Regions from separate parts of the Homo sapiens genome. Here region 2 is linked to region 1. Evidence: read pairs that join two places in POLR2A ChIA-PET (ENCODE). Cell type or tissue: OCI-LY7. All regions are shown on one strand. Links, peaks and the distances in the headings refer to the core of each region. The heading gives the core; the rest is flanking DNA. Region 1 overlaps CDADC1 (cytidine and dCMP deaminase domain containing 1). Region 2 overlaps SETDB2-PHF11 (SETDB2-PHF11 readthrough).

Region 1 (5,384 bases), core at 385-5,384:
AGCCATCCAAGCTGAGGCACCAGAAACCTGAAAGAAGCCCCTTGGATGGTCCAGCCTCACTGTCCCTGTGCCGGCTGGGCCCCCCTCTCAACTGACCCACCAGTGGCACACAACCGTCCATGACCCCAGCCAGTGCCACAGGGAGTAGAGCTGTTCTGCTGAATCTTGCCCAAATTCCTGGCTCACAGAATCATGCAAAATAAAATAGTGGCATGGGCCACTAAGTTTTAGGGGGTAGTCTGTCATGCAGCAATAGATAGCTATGGAGTGAATGGATAACTGTTGCCCTCTGTGGAATTTGTGCTTTTTCTGCAAAATAAAACACTTTCCACCAATACCGCAACCAGCATAGAAGTTCTTCATCAGATTACACTAAAGCGTGTTCAGCTCAGCAGAAACTGTGTCCTTTCACAAGGCCACCTCCGCATCAGAGAACCAGGAATGGTAAAATTCCTGGTCAACAGAAACACTCATATCTGAGAGTAAAGTACTATATGCAGTTTTTTTTCTATTTGAAACAGTGTCTCACTCTGTCACCCAGGCTGGAGTGCAGTGGTGCAAGCATAGCTCACTGCAGCCTTGAACTCCTAGGCTCAAGTGATTCTCCCGCTTCAGCCTCTCTAGCAGCTTGGGACTACAGGTGTGCACCACCACAACTGGCTAATTTTTTAGTTTCTTTTTGGAGAGACAGGGTCTTGCTATGTTTCCCAGGCTGGTCTTGAACTCCTGGCTTCAAGTGGTCCTCCTGCCTTGGCCTCTCAAACACTATAAAATCTTAATTACATCAATAGAAGGAATTTCTGGTTACTAAAAATAATACATTTAATGCTTGGTACAGTTTCTCTAAATTCCCCTGCTCTTTATTAAAGCTTATCACATCTATACTTATTTACATACATTTTTTTCCACCCTGACAAGTCACAGAATCTTGAGGTTAAGGGTCATGGTCCAATTTTTTTTTTTTTTTTATATAGTCTTGCTCTTTTGCCCAGGCTGAAGTGCAGTGACACGATATTGGCTCACTGCAACCTCCGCCTCCTGGATTCAAGTGATTCTCATGCCTCAGCCTGCTGAGTAGCTGGGATTACAGGCCCACGCCACCATGCCTGGCTAGTTTCTTTCTTTCTTTTTTTTTTTTTTTGTATTTTTAGTAGAGACAGGGTTTTACCATGTTGGCCAGGCTGGTCTCAAACCCCTGACCTCATGATCCACCTGCCTCAGCCTCCCAAAGTGCTGGGATTACTGGTGTGCGCCACCGTGCCCAGCCCTATTTGCATGTTTAATATGATTGTTCTTCCAGAGGTTTCCAAAAGATTCCCTGCTTAAGCGTGTAGGATATCTTTTAAAAAACCCAAACCAGTAGAACTTTCTGGGTCCACTAAGTGCAGCCCATGGTGCCATTATAATAGTACCAGATCTCTGTGAAGTGGAAGAACTGAAAAAACATGTCCCTGTATTTGTTGGGAGGCCAGTTCTTTTCTGTGTACCTTTCATTCATTTTCATGAATACTGATGTATGTCCATCTCCCCAACTAGACGATAAGCTCCACGAGGGCAGGGTTTGTGTCTGGTTTTCCTCACCACTGTAACTGCACTCCTCACAGTGCCTGGCTCATGGTAAGCTAAGCCCTGGCAAATATTTGTTAATGAATTGTACCATGTTCAAAAATAAACAACCTGGAGAACCTCTGCTGGTTATCATCATGGGTGAAACAAAGTTGGTCAGGAGTTACGATCTGCCACACAGAAGCCTCCCGGCTCACGAGCTTCCATTTCTTGCAACTCAACAGCATCATACACCACAGTATTTCAGACTTCTCGCTTAGCTCTTGTTTTTGTTTTTTTCTAACATTGTGAATGTGCGCACACACTACACAAGGTACTTCAAGCTGTTCAAGCCACCCCCAGCCCCTCATGCACATTAGGCAGAGCCAGGCTGTTTCCATTCACTCCACAGGAAGTGAACTCCCCCCAGCCTCCTCCCTCCACCTTTTGTCCTTGGGATACATCCCCGGCCCGGGCCTCTCTGGGTACGGGTGTCAGCACTGGGATGAACTGTGGTTTCTTTCTCGTTCATCCTGGCCTGGACCCCAATTTCTGAGAATCATGGGGTGGTGGGAAGTATTCCAGGAAAGTTCTGGCTCATGTCCTTCTGGAAAGACATGTGCTTTCCCTAACAAATCACTCTGTGCTACACTCACCAAAGGAGCTCCTGTCCCAAGATGGGCTCACTTCTTTCTTTCTCCTTCCCAAGTGTTACGTGGGTTTAGATATAGACATTCAGGGGCGATAAGCTCATTTATGTATCATAGTGTCACTAAAGATAGAGTTCATGTTTATAGAGTGTTGGTACCATTCATTGACCCAGAAATAAAGCTAACTTGGCCAGGCGCGGTGGCTCATGCCTGTAATCACAGCACTTTGGGAGGCAGAGGCAGGAGGATTGCTTGAGGCCAGGAGTTCAAGACCAGCCTGGGCAACATAGCAAGACCCCTGTCTCTACAAAAAATAAATAAAAAATAAACTAGCCAGGCGTGGTGGCACGTGCCTGTAGTCCCAGCTACTTGGGAGGCTGAGGTGGGGAGGACCGCTTGAGCACAGAAAACAGTCAAGGCTGCAGTGAGCTATGAAGGCACCACTGCACTCCAGCCTGGGCAACAGAGTGAGACCCTGTCTTGAAAAAGGAAAGAAAAAGCTTCAGCAGCAATACAATGAAAATACACACACCTGCGTATGTTCTGCATGACTGGGATGAAGGAAGCCAGGCAAATGCTTACACTTAGCTCCCCTCACAGTAGCATATTCTGTGGCCACTTAGGCAGTAAACAAATGGCAGAGCTATTTTTTTTTTTTTTTTTTTTTTTTACAAATTATGAACTTACCATCATCCTCCCATTCTTTGAAATTTAGAAAGACATTGTATTTTTTGTTTAAGTGTAAGTTCTGATTTCTCAGGCTAAGGGATGAAGACTGGGAATTTATAGATCTGGGTCAAAAGTGCCCCACAGAGCTTCTCCAAACCCAGGCGGGCTCCTGGGGTGGCTCAGCAGTCTGTCTCCATCACTTTTTCCCAGAAATTTGTCTCATTCCCACTGTTTACCTGGCAAACCCCTGGATCCCCTCAGGCCCCACCTCATCACCTCTGCCTCTACAGGGTCCTTTCCATGACTCCCCAGAGTGCTGGTAAATCCTCGTGTGCCCCCACTGTTCCTACAGTTACATCCACAATGGCAGTTCTCAGCCTTAAAGGTCACCAGAATCACCCGCAAGGTCGTGAAACCCCAGCTTGCTGGGCCCACCCTGAGAGGTTCTAATTCAGTAAGCCTAGGGAGCACCCTAAGAATATGCACTTCTAACAAATAGTCTGCTGGTCCAGAGACATTTTTTTCTTTTCTTTTCTTTTAGACTAAGTCTCGCTCTGTTGTCCAGGCTGGAGTGCAGTGGCATGATCTCAGCTCACTGCAACCTCTGCCTCCTGGGTTCATGTGATTCTCCTGCTTCAGTCTCCCAAATAGCTGGGATTACAGGCATGCAATACCATGTCTAGCTTTTTTTTTTTTTTTTTTTTTTTGTATTTTTAGTAGAGACGGGGTTTTACCATGTTGACCAGGCTGGTCTTGAACTCCTGACCTCAAGTGATCTACCCCACTCAGCCTCCCAAAGTGCTGGGATTACAGGTGTGAGCCACGGCACCTGGCCTGAGAATCATTTTTCTTAATTACTTGATTCCATGCTTGTATCTTCCACTTGACTGTGAGTGTCTTAAGATCAGGAGGCATTTCTCACACATCTCATCCCCGCAGTCTAGCAGTGTTTAGCAGTCATTCAATCAATAAACAAATATTTATGGAATGCCTACTGTGTGCCAGGTACTGTTCTAGACACTGGGGTTCAGCAGTTAAAAAGTACACACACACACACACACACACCTCCCTGCCCTCATAGACTTCACCTTCTGAGGCTACACAGTAAACCATCAATGATTATTTATTGAAATCTGACCAGTTGTACAGAAGAAAAAAAATGGCATTATCATGCCTCTCTTAATAGTACTGTGGAAATGCCTATTTTTCCCTTTCTAATCACAGTTTTTCCCACTTGTATGCTTCTTCCTCTGATATCCCATCCCAACACCCAACAGGCAAATCCACAGACCTGGCAATATGCCAGGATTTTGGGTCTTACAAAATATTTACTGATTGATTTATAAAATGTTTGGTGTACATGACATGTTAGTTAGAAACAACAAATCCAAGAGCTGAAGCATGAGAGTTAATACAATAAAGCAATTTGGGAGGTAAGCAATCTCAGTGTTTTTATACTGATAAGAATATCTTAATTCACGGTTTTCAAACTAGCCTTAGTTACCTCTAAGTGTACATCACCTCCTCTCCTGTCCTATCCCATGCCCTCCATCTGTGTAGTGTTTATGGCAGTTCTTGGCTGCCTTGTATGATGACTCTGAACTCCCCATGGTCCTACACAGGCTGCAGTCACAGCCCTGGCATGGAGCCAATGTTTGGATGGTCGTGCGTGTAATTCTGAGAAACTGGTAGGAAGCCCAGTGAGGCCGTGTGATGTGGCGGAAAGGCAGGGAACAAAAGCAGAGGCAAACCTGACCACCGCAGATCCAGGAAGACATTTCTCATGAAGCACCCCAGGCCACCCCTCTCTAACCTAGGAGAGAACAGAAAATGTACCTTCATTTTTGGAATAATTTTCTGAATGTTTCTCAGCAAATAAAAATGTGAGAAATCACAGACAGCAATCTGGAATAGCTGAAATGACCATACTTTCAAGACTTTCAGTATTTATTCTTGAGGTTGGCAAATGTTTTTAAAAGGCTCTTCCTTTTGAAGATCAAAGCCATGAGACAACCTATGTTAATTATACAGAAGGGAAGACTATATGGGGGAGCAGCATTTATTAATGGAATTCTAGGAAAGCTAGTTTCAATATTCCAGACTCAAATATTTCTTCTCTGTTAACATCATAACCAAATTTGAGGTTCACTGTTAGTGATTTCAAGAGTCAGTGATATCAAGCAGCGACACTGTCTCAGAATAACACTCTCTTCCTATTGCTACCCAAAGTCTGTGATAAACAGGACCACAGAATTAACATTTACAAAATATACTTTAAAAATGGAGACAAAGTCCACTAACTTTATTTTTATGAGTCAATTCTAATTAAGTAAATTCTGATTACTAGAAAGCTTTGGGTATAAATGTGATCTTTTGGTTTGCTATACACTGACTCTTAAAAGATGACACTTATTTCCCTGGAGCAGTTTACTAACTGTCACTCTTGTAATTCAAAAGAATTAATATTTCTCAAAAGGTGTGTGATTCCCTGCAGAGGCATGACCTCTTGTGAAGCAGACC
Region 2 (5,384 bases), core at 78-5,077, 180 kb before region 1:
AAACAGACTGGGGAGATTGATGCCGGGTATCTGCCTACTATTATTGAATCCTTTTTTCATACTGTTGCGAGGCAGGAAGCTTGCAACCATAAAACTTCATGTACTTTCCCCTCTATTCAGATGACTAACTAACTTGATAGGGAACCATAATTTGATACAAAGTAAGGAACTTGGGGACTCTAGCTGTGTAACTAGGTAAATGACTGCTGGTGAGCTGGTTAAAATCTCTGGATCTTAGTCTCCTTTGCTGAACAAGTGACTTTAAGGTCTTTTCCTCTATGATTCTCTTCTGTATTTTCTGTATTAATTAATACACATCAGAATGGTGGCTGCTGTTTGCAAGAGAAAAGAACAACGACAACAATCAACAAATTCATTAATTTGGATTCTGTTTACAGATATGAAAATCTATAATTGTTCTTTCCCATGTGATTTTGTGTGCAAAGTTTAAAAAGTACAGAAAAATACAGATAATAATAAACACCCATATTTCCACCATCCAGAATTAGTTGTCAGCATTTTGTCTAGTTCTCTTCCCTGTATATATAATTCAAAATATACACACCACATATACACCACATATATATGGTCTTCTTAAAAAAAGTTAAAAAGTAAAACATAGATATAACTAAACTCTCAAGAGATTTAGTGTGGCATCCTTTATGCTTTTATATACACATGTATCTACAAACAATATATTGTGTATTTTTCATTATAAAAAATTTACTATAGGTATTATTCTATAACTTGCTTTTTTTGTTGTTCAATATAATGTTTTTGAGACCCATCCATGCTATATACAAATCTAGTTAATTCCTTTTAACTTTTCTACTGGATTAGGTATTGCTCACTTCATATACAATTCATAGTTTTTCTTTTTTGAGAAGGGGTCTCACTCTGTTGCCCAGGCTGGAGTGCAGTGGCGCAATCTTGGCTCACTGCAGCCTCGACCTCCCTGCACTCAGGTGATCCTCCCACCTCAGACTCCCGACTAGCTGGGACTACAAGGGCGTCCCACCACGCCACGCTAACTTTTGTATTTTTGTAGAGATGGGGTTTCGCTAGGTTGCTCAGGCTGGTCTCGAACTCCTGGGCTCAAATGATGTTCCTACCTCAGCTTCCCAAAGTGCTAGGATTACAGGTATGAGCCACTGTGCCCAGCCTCTTGGGACAGTTTAATTATACCTGTTTTAAAATCCCTTTCAATTAGATTCAACATTTACCTCTGATTCCTCAGGTGTTAATTCTCTCTACTTGTCGGGACTCATGCTGCCTTCATGGTCCTAAACATCTTTGTGTGCTGTAAATGTTTGTTTGAAATCATACCTTCTGTGGGGTTTAGTCCTGTGTGCTGCTCTACATTGGGTGCTTTCTCCAACGCTTTGGCTCTGACCCCATTGGTTTTACAGCTGTTAACAAGGTTTTCATTAATACAATTCCAGGCCCTGTGAGATACTGGCCTAGTTCCTAGTCTTGTGCAGGTACCTGTTTCTATTCCTTTGAAGAGCCAAGTCCCCAGATGAGGTAGTTGGGTTACATTTAGAGGTAATCTTTACAAAATAAAATACATATTTTTAAACAGAATAAAACAGCACAGTGAGAGGTTTCCTCTATGAGAGGCCTCAAGGAACTGAGCCAAACTGAGGTAACAGTAGATATAGCTCTCATTTTACACTCCAATTAACTTAGAGGATGGTGAAAACTATTATTATACTATTTAAATTATTTATCATTCTCTTATTCTTTTTTTGCCAAGTATGGGTAGCTAAATTTGCATTAAATTAAAAGTACATATAATGCAACACCACTCTACATCTGTATACCTACGAATGTATGTGTACTACACACCCTTAAAATGTTTTTCAAAGTCTTAATATATTAGAACATGTTTTCATTTTTTCATGGGATGTTAATACTATTCTATGATTAAGAAAATACTAGTTATAAGCATCACATTAGCCAGCAAATGATTTTTAAAAGTAAAATGCAACATATAACCCAATGGTTAAGAACATGGGTTCAAATCCTGTCTCTACAATTTGTTCTATGACCTCTCCAAATTGACTTCTCTGAGGCTCAACTTCCTCATGTATAACACTGAGATATTACCTATACCTCATGGGTTTTTGTGAAGATTAAGAGAATGAATGTGAAGTACTTGTCACAGTGTCTGGCACTGTTAAATATCATTTGTTGTAATGCCATTGATTATCTTTTAATGTATTAGTACTAGATTAAAGGAAATATGCATTCTTGGAAGAAATGTTTCAAATTACCATATTTGGCAAATAATTAGAGGTTTTTTTTCCTACTGCTAGTGACAGAGTTCATTTTCCCATTGTAGACTCTTTTATTTTTATTTTTATTTTTTGGAGACAGGGTCTTGCTTTGTTGTCCAGGCCTCTGGTACAGTGTGTGATCACAGCTCACTGCATCCTTGACCTCCTGGGCTCAAGCAGATCTCCCACCCCAGCCTCCAGAGTAGCTGGGACTATAGATGCACACCACCATACCCAGCTAATTTTTAAATTTTTTGTTAAGATGGGGTTTTGCCATGTTGCCCAGGCTGTTCTCAAACTCCTTTGCTCAAGCTGGCCTCCCACTCGGTCTCCCAAAAGTGCTGGGATTACACACGTGGGCCACCACGCCCAGTCTTACTGTAACTCTTGAACAGGTTTTAGATAGACAAATTAATACATAGCAAGACTTCTTAACAAGCGTCCTTACATTCAGAAGATTTTTTTGAAACGCCATGTTTTTCTACTCACATGTCTATGCAGCCCTCAGAGCAGTCACAGGAATCAGTAAACATGCTGGAAAAGTTGGTTAGATTATATGCTCGAGGCCACACAGTCTTTCTGTACTTAAACTGTGGGAGCTTTCTACTGTCAATTTCATTACAGAAAGAAATGGGCACTGATTCCACTCCATTGCTAATATCCACATCAGAAACAACTTCTTTTTGCTTTGGGTAATTCCGAGCCAACTGAACATAGGTATTGAAAGAAAAGTTATCTGTAAATAAAAAGTTACACTCTGTCTCAAGCAGGTAACGAAAAACTTCCTCCACGTTTCGTAGACTCCTTCCACAAGGGGTTTTATAACTCACGTGGAGTGCTGAAGAATGAGAGTTTGTCTTTGCATGTCGTCTTTGGAAGTGACATTTGATTGGCAGCTGCAGAGGGTTTTCTCCCTTCAAGTTCAGTGGCATTTTCATCAGACAAGCACCAGAGCAGTCATGACTTTGGTAAGATAAATTCGAAGATGAGTCTTTTTCTCTAAAGTCTACAACTTTATCTTCAAGAGAGAGAATTTCCTTATTTTCTGTTGTTCTGTTAAAATAAATTATTCATTAGTATCTCAAATTTATAGTTCAATTCCTCATTTTAAAAAAACTATGATTATTTTCTACCTTCTTAGACAATATTAAAATAAGCCAGACTCTAAGATACACATTTTAAGATGTTCTACAGCCATACAAAGATTATATCTATTTTTAAAACTTTTCTCGGAGATGGGGTCTTCCTATGTTGCCCAGGCTGGAGTGCAGTGGCCATTCACAGGTGTGATCACAGCACAGAGCAGCCTTGAACTCTTGTCCCCAAGTGATCCTCCTGCCTCAGCTTCCCAAATAGCTGGTATAGGCACGCACCAGGTCTGCCTTATACCTAATTTCAGAATATTCCAGGAAGTTGTGATTACAGCTGTAACTTTCTGTTAGGTATTTCATAGCACCTAGCAAATTTAGAGTTCATTTAGAGCATGAATCAATAAAGCACTGAAGAAGGTTACTTCTTCAGGCATGCTGAGATCAAGCTCTTTGCATGCAAAAAAACAAAGGCTGGCTGAAAACTTATTAATTCATCAAGAATCCTTTATACTGTTTGCCTTCAACAATAGTACCAACTTAATTCTTTCCATAATATGTAATCTACCTCACAATCATATTGATACATCTGAAAAAATGGCAAACTGATAGGAGAAAATGGGGTGGTTATTAATAAAATAAAAAAAAAAGTCGGCAGGGTGTGATGGCTCACAACTGTAATCCCAGCACTTTGAGAGGCCAAGACGGAAGGACTGCTTGAGCTCAGGAGCTCAAGATCAGCCTGGGCAACACAGTGAAACCTCATCCCTACAAAAAGTAAAAAAAATTAGTAAGGTATGGTGGTGCATGCCTGTAGTTCCAGCTACTTCGGGGGCTGAGGTGGGATGATCACTTGGACTCGGGAGGTTGAGGCTACAGTGAATCATGATCACACCATTGCACTCCAGCCTGGGTGACAGAGTGAGATCCTGTCTTAAAAAAAAAAAAATCCGTGAAAAGCTTCCTTTTGTTTGGAAATCAAGTTTTAAACTTTCACAAATAATCTGAGTTTTGTTTTACATAGAATTTTCTATCTTTAGGTGTCTGTTATGTATTATAATACAGGTATTTTAGAGATGCGTTGTATTTGCTCTATGATATGGTTTGGCTGTGTCCCTACCCAAATCTCATCTTGAATTCCGACGTGTTGTGGGAGGGACCTGGTGGGAGGTAATTGAATCATGGGTGCAGGTCTTTCCCGTGCTGTTCTCGTGATAGTGAATAAGTCTCACGAGATCTGATGGTAACGTAAGGGGGAGTTTCCCTGCACAAGCTCTTTGCCTGTCACCATCTATGTAAGATGTGACTTGCTCTTGCTTGCCTTCTGCCATGAGTGTGAGGCCTCTCCAGCCATGTGGAACTGGTAAGTCCATTAAACCTCCTTCTTTTGTAAATTGCCTGGTCTTGGGTATGTCTTTATCAGCAGCGTGAAAACGGACTAATACACTATATAAAGCAGTGCCATCCAAAAAAACTTCCTCCATTGATAGAAATGGTCTATACCTGTGCTGTCCGATATGGTAGCCAGTGGGCACATGTGGTTACTGAGCACTTTTAAATGTAGCTAGCACGACCAAAGAACTGAATTTTTACATTTTATCTAATTTTGATTAATTCAGATTTAAACAGCCACATGCAGCTAGTGGCTACCATACTGGATGTGCAGATATGGAGCTTCCTCATCCTTTCTCCGACTGTATAGTAATCCTTTGCGTAAGTCCACAATTTAATTACCTAGCCTGCAATAATGGACAATTTTCCATAACATGTAGTATAGGCTAGACCACAATAATGGACTAGTTAACTTACACAGTGATCTTTTAGAACGTATACAGTAAACTTATACAGTGATCTTTTAATAAGTAATTTTATTGTAATAATCTTTGCTATAAAATTATGAATCTATTAATAACAATTTCATACACGTAAAGATACTGTTAGATACTGTTGCAGAACATATTCCCAGAAGTGGGAGTGCTAGGTCACAAGGCAAATGGGTTAGTTATTTCATTAATAT

What was found. Peaks named below come from ENCODE experiments on the same cell type or tissue, not always from the same donor. Only the 100,000 strongest peaks of a DNase experiment are listed, where the experiment ranks them.
Region 2: POLR2A ChIA-PET joins it to region 1 with 13 read pairs; 3 of 35 experiments call an interaction of 5 or more read pairs at or near these places.

Annotation. Positions count from the first base shown.
Region 1 is chr13:49,292,071-49,297,454 of GRCh38, reverse strand. It overlaps CDADC1 (cytidine and dCMP deaminase domain containing 1), which reads right to left. Exons shown (of 10, transcript NM_030911.4): 10 at 3,970-5,384. Among named protein-coding and RNA genes, the nearest start is that of CDADC1, 47 kb to the right of the region's middle. In OCI-LY7, for the core only: no CTCF peak of the experiment used is centred there; a DNase peak (open chromatin) is centred at 2,744; H3K27ac peaks cover 503 bases.
Region 2 is chr13:49,474,424-49,479,807 of GRCh38, reverse strand. It overlaps SETDB2-PHF11 (SETDB2-PHF11 readthrough), which reads right to left. Exons shown (of 21, transcript NR_135324.2): 6 at 2,769-3,332. It overlaps SETDB2 (SET domain bifurcated histone lysine methyltransferase 2), which reads right to left. Exons shown (of 14, transcript NM_001160308.3): 6 at 2,769-3,332. Among named protein-coding and RNA genes, the nearest start is that of PHF11, 19 kb to the left of the region's middle. In OCI-LY7, for the core only: no CTCF peak of the experiment used is centred there; no DNase peak of the experiment used is centred there.